2 separate regions of the Homo sapiens genome follow, and region 1 is linked to region 2. Evidence: chromatin loops called from intact Hi-C (ENCODE). Cell type or tissue: K562. All regions are shown on one strand. Links, peaks and the distances in the headings refer to the core of each region. The heading gives the core; the rest is flanking DNA.

Region 1 (2,818 bases), core at 216-2,715, 80 kb after region 2:
CTGGAGTGCAGTGGCAACATCTCAGCTCACTGCAAACCTCCACCTCCTGGGTTCAAGCAGTTCTCCCTCCTCAGCCTCCTGAGTAGCTGGGATTACAGGCATGCGGCACGGCCATGCCCGGCTAATTTTTGTATGTTTAGTAGAGACGGGGTTTTGCCATGTTGGCCAGGCTGGTCTTGAACTCTCGACCTCAGGTGATCCACTGCCTTGGCCTCCCAAAGTGCTAGGATTACAGGCGTGAGCCACTGCGCCTGGCTAGAGGTAGCCTCTTTAGAGAGCTTTTCTGGAAGCGTCCACTCACATCTTATTGGCCAGACTTAGTCCTGTGGCCAGCTGTCATCTTTGAGCTGGGCATACTGCTGTTCCTCACAAAACAGGCCTTGAAACTATGGGAGATGGGAGAACAGCCATTGGGGAGCACAGTAGCCACCTCTCTCACTTCCAACTTATGCCTGACCCTGCTAGATGCTACACTTTGCCTGCTCACAGGTACATCCTAGTTCTCAAGGATCCCACATATATATACCATTTCTCTTCTTGAAAAGTATGGAAGGATAAAGAAGGTAGAGTTCGACAAGACAGAGCCTGGGCTTCCTAAGGCCATTTAGTCTGGGGACAAATGGTGAACTTGCAGTGGTGAGGTAGATAAATCAGTTTCCAAGTGGGCTTTCTCCCAGATGCCAGAGACCCTGGCTGTCCCTGTTTCATCATGCATTCCATCAACAAATGATTTACTTAGGAAAAAATATGGGGCACAAGTGCTACCCTCCCTCACTCGTTCCCTCATGGTGGCTCCCTTCTCGGCTAAGCTGGAACATGACCTCAGAATCCTCAACACAACGTCCCTGGCAGTTACTCTGGTCCAAAAGACTTGACACTACTACTTAAAACTATTAGCCATCCTTATTTCTTGTGGGAATTTTTATTTGGACGCACAATTTCTGGGTAGTTTCTAATTTCATATAAATATATTTCTCATGGTGGAATTTTAGGTATATGCCCAGGCGATAAATGTAGGTATTTATAGGCGGCAGGCTTTGCATTTCTCAGATTTCACCACTCAGTGGCTGTAATCACTCTCATTGCTGGAAACTTGTTCTTGTGATTGTTTAACTTACTGGACTGTGAGTTTCTCCAGAATGGAAACTATAATCCACTTTCGTATCCTCAAGGTGCCTGGCTCAGTATACTCTCAAAAATGTTATCCAGAAATGAGTCACCTGACTTGATCAAGGTCAAGTGGCTATCAAAGTAAATACTTCCCCTGTAGCTGGTTACACTGTGGACTGCCTACTACCAAGGACAAAAGGCAGGCCTCATTTGGAGAGGAGGTCGGTGACAGGAGGAGCATCAGTAGCACAACACACAGAATGTCTTGGTTATTTCACAACTGCCTTATAAATGCTCGAGTAACCGTCATGAGAAACTGACTACCAGGTGAAAGGGCAGCCATACTCTGAGGAGACACTACAGATTTTCCTTTCCACAAAAGGTTCAGGTCCTGGGCTAACTTGGCTCAGTGTTTTCTGTGTTCCAGAAGGTGACTCAGGGAGTTGTGCAAATGACTGACTCATATTTCATGGATACGAGTATGGCTGATGTAAGACTGCAGTTATCTCCTCCTGATTCAATTAAGGTAGACTATTCTTGATTGTTTTTATCAGTAGATCTATAAATTATACAAGTTGATACTAATATTGCTTATGTTTTAAATAGTGTGGTTCCACAGAAAATTTTGTTTTTTCTGTGAGAAACAAAGCTACTATTGCTAAAAAAGTGTCAAGAGCACTGACTTAGCTATAGTTCATCTGAGTTTTTTTTGAGACGGAGTCTTGCTCTGTCACCCAGGCTGGAGTGCAGTGGCACGATCTCGGCTCACTGCAACCTCCACCTCCCGGGTTCACACCATTCTCCTGCCTCAGCCTCCCGAGCAGCTGGAGCTATAGGCGCCCACCACCACGCCTGGCTAATTTTTTGTATTTTTAATAGAGACAGGGTTTCACTGTGTTAGCCAGGATGGTCTTGATCTCCTGACCTCGTGATCCACTCACCTCAGCCTCCCAAACTGCTGGGATTACAGGTGTGAACCACCGCGCCCGGCCCACCTGAGTTTTATATTTACCTGGTTACAGTGACCAAATTCTTCAACAGTGATCATGGAGAAAGATGAGACAAAATAATTCCCAAATGATTCTTTCTGCTCAAAGACCAGGGTGGGTATGAGTAGATCCAGGTCAATTTTTTTTTTCTTTTAAGAGACAGGGTCTCACTCTGTCACCTAGGCTGGGGTACAGTGGTACAATCATAGCTCACTGCAGCCTCCTACTCCCAGACTCAAGCCATCTTCCTAATCCTCCTCAAGCTTGAGGACAGGCCTTGTTACAATGCTCAGTGTGTACCTCTCCCCTTCTCCACTCCCCTTGTCCACATTCTGGGCTAGATCCACACTCTATTGAGGAACTGTCTCTGTATTTTGATTCCCGAGTGACACAGTGTTGGAGATCCTGTGGCTAGATACACAGGTTATTTCTGCATATGGCTACTCCTCAACCTTGTTGCCTGTCTTACTCTGGTCTGAGAGCTGAACCCCACAGAAATAACAAGGCTCCCCTCATCCCTTTCTCTGAAAGATTAGTACTAGTCCTAAGTGGTTAGCTCCCAGCTTCCTTTAGGACAGAAAAAAGAGAAGGAGAGAAGTGACACTTGTTTTTTTACTCACAAAGTCTTGGAGATAGGAGGTAGGAGGTTGGGGTGGATGTAGCTTGGACTTTGGAATTAGAACCAGGTTCAAATCCCCAATTAGGACATTTCTCAGTAT
Region 2 (2,818 bases), core at 295-2,794:
TCCTTGCCCAGGGGCCATGCTAATCTTCTCGTATCATTCCCATTCAAATTCGAATATTTAACTGGATGCTTATAAGGAAAAATAAATGTCCACCTTAGAGTTGTGACTTAAGACTATTTTTTGGCCAGGTGCAGTAGCTCACACCTGAAATCTCAGCACGTTGGGAGGTGGAGGCAGGAGGGTTGCTTTAGCTGGGGAGTTTGAGACCAGCCCAGGCAATATAGTGAAACCACATCTCGACAAAAATAAATAAAGGCTATTTTAAATATAATGTTACATACATATGAGCAAATATAATATTAAATTCCTTAGTGTTATTGGTGTCTGAATCCAATACAAAATGTACAAATGAAATACAAACAAAACTATAAAACTAATAAAAATTAAAATTGGCAGCACAGATGAGACAGATGGTGTTGTTTGCTGAAACTAAATTGCTCATGTTAGGTTTATAGTAGTAGAAAGATGTAGCTTCAGGTGCACTTTTATTTTTGATTAAAGTAACATGACTGCAGATAAGGTTTTGTTTGCTAAATTGGAATAATTAGACTTCATACTTAACCAAACTTTCCCTAGCAAGCAATCCTTCAATGTCACTTTTTTTTTTTTTTTTTGAGACGGGATCTCGCTCTGTCATGCAGGCTGGAAGACAGTGGTACAATCACAGCTCACTGCAGCCTTGATCTCATGGGCTTAAGAGATCCTCCCACCTCAACCTCTCGAGTAGCTGGGACTACAGGCATGAGCCACCACTCCTGGTTAATTTTTGTACTTTTTGTAGAGATGGAGTTTCATTATGTTGCCCGGGCTGGTCTTGAACCCCTGGGTGCAAGTGATCTGCCTGTTTCGGCGGCCCAAACTGCTAGGATTGCAGGCATCAGCCACTGTGGCCAGCCTTCAACACAACTTTTAATGACATTTTTCTGCAACTTTCAGACACCTACAGCCCTCTAGAGGAGGTGCTTTTCTATTTTCTGCAAAGAACAAGATAGTAAATATTTATAGGCTTTGTAGACTAACAGGCAAATTAAGGTATTATATAGGTACTTACAAAACAAGGAAATGTGTTTTTCACACAAGATACTGCTGGACACTGATATCAATCCTAGCATAAGATTTTAATTGTCTATATTCATTGCTTGAGGGCATTTATAGAATTTTATTATATTCTTTCTTTGATATTTGCCTTTTAACACATTACTACACTGCAGATTAATCATTTCCCCTCAAAGGTTATGTAGAGGCTCCTCAACAGCACAGTTAAATGGGTTTTGAAATATGAGAATATCCTGGCCGGGCGCGGTGGCTCAGGCCTGTAATCCCAGCACTTTGGGAGGCCGAGGTGGGCAGATGACGAGGTCAGGAGATTGGGGCCAAACTGGCTAACATGGTGAAACCCCGTCTCTACTAAAAATACAAAAAAATTAGCCAGGCGTGGTGGCTGGCGCCTGTAGTCCCAGCTACTCGGGAGGCTGAGGCAGGAGAATGGCGTGAACCTGGGAAGCGGAGCTTGCAGTGAGCTGAGATCGCGCCACTGCACTCCAGCCTGGGTGACAGAGCAAGACTCCGTCTCAAAAAAAAAAAAAAAAAAAAAAAAAAATGAGAATATCCTTTGCACTTGCATTGAGGTATGAAAAATATTGCTGGAACAGTATTGGAAAATATATTCTCTGCAAATTTGTACTGGATGGAGATCTTGCTTCTTGTTTTACTTTTTGACAGCAGAGGGAGTAAATAAAGCGGCTTGATATTGCTTATGGTTCCAACTGCATTGTTGTCATCCAAATGACTTTATTGAATAGCAGTTTTGTATACAACCTCTGTTTCGTCTTGTAGTTTGAGTCTTAATTCATTAAGAAACATTATCAAGTCTGCAGCAGAAGCTACTTTCCAAAGCCATTCAGAATTGTAGTGGTCGCAGAAAGTCCTCATTTAGAAAAATTTGTATCTTAACTATGAGGTTAAAAAAATATTCCATACAATTTTACCACTACAAAACCATCGAACTGCTGTGTGATAGGGCAAATGAGGATATTTGCTTCTATTTATGACAAAAATTCACGGGACTGAACACTATTAAGTCCATGAGAACAAATGAAGTTCACTGCTGACACTATTGGTTGAATAACACATGATAGAGTCAAATATTTTTCACATATGTACCTGTTGATGACTAGTACAATGAATACAAAGAAGTCTTCCAACACCTTGAATTTTAAAAAAACTTTGTAAATTTGTTAAACTAGGCCTTTGTCTTCTCCACGTAATTTTTTTTGGGATAGGATCTCACTCTGTCATCTAGGCTGGAGTGCAGTTGTGCTATCACAGCTCACTATAGCATCCAGCTCCTGGGCTCAAGCGAGCCTCCTACCCTAGCCTCCTGTGTAGCTGTGACTACAGGCATGCACCAGCATGCTCACTATTTTTTTTTTTTTTTTTTTTTTTTTTTTTGTAGAGATGGGTGTGTTGTGGGGGGAGTCTCTCTTTGTTGCCTAGGCTGGTCTTGAACTTCTGACTTTAAGCCATCCTCCCACCTTGACCTCCTAAAGCATTGGGATTACAGGCATGAGCCACCACACCTGATTTTTATCACTATCCATTTTAACACATCTTAGTAGATTCCCCATGAGGGAATCTCATGGTGTTTTCTCGAGTTCTCTGAAAATATTCTCAATTATATTTATTCCATGTAGACCATTCATAGAGGCTAACATTCAGTGACTCAAACCAGGCATTGACTCCTTGAATAAACAACAACTGAATAGTGTTGGAAATACCTGTTGAGTCATTAGAAGCCAAGGAAAATCACTCAAAATCA

Evidence for each region. Peaks named below come from ENCODE experiments on the same cell type or tissue, not always from the same donor. Only the 100,000 strongest peaks of a DNase experiment are listed, where the experiment ranks them.
Region 1: it touches region 2 in a loop (2.8-fold over the local background); 12 of 110 quality-filtered maps call a loop at or near these places.

The regions. Positions count from the first base shown.
Region 1 is chr10:35,330,802-35,333,619 of GRCh38, forward strand. The region is part of intron 2 of CCNY-AS1 (CCNY antisense RNA 1); the gene reads right to left. It also overlaps a transcript of CCNY not described here. Among named protein-coding and RNA genes, the nearest start is that of CCNY-AS1, 4.2 kb to the right of the region's middle. RefSeq lists an enhancer at 1,440-1,734. In K562, for the core only: no CTCF peak of the experiment used is centred there; a DNase peak (open chromatin) is centred at 1,549.
Region 2 is chr10:35,250,993-35,253,810 of GRCh38, forward strand. It overlaps a transcript of CCNY not described here and the pseudogene RNU6-1167P. Among named protein-coding and RNA genes, the nearest start is that of LINC02634, 7.7 kb to the left of the region's middle. In K562, for the core only: a CTCF peak has its summit at 1,709; no DNase peak of the experiment used is centred there.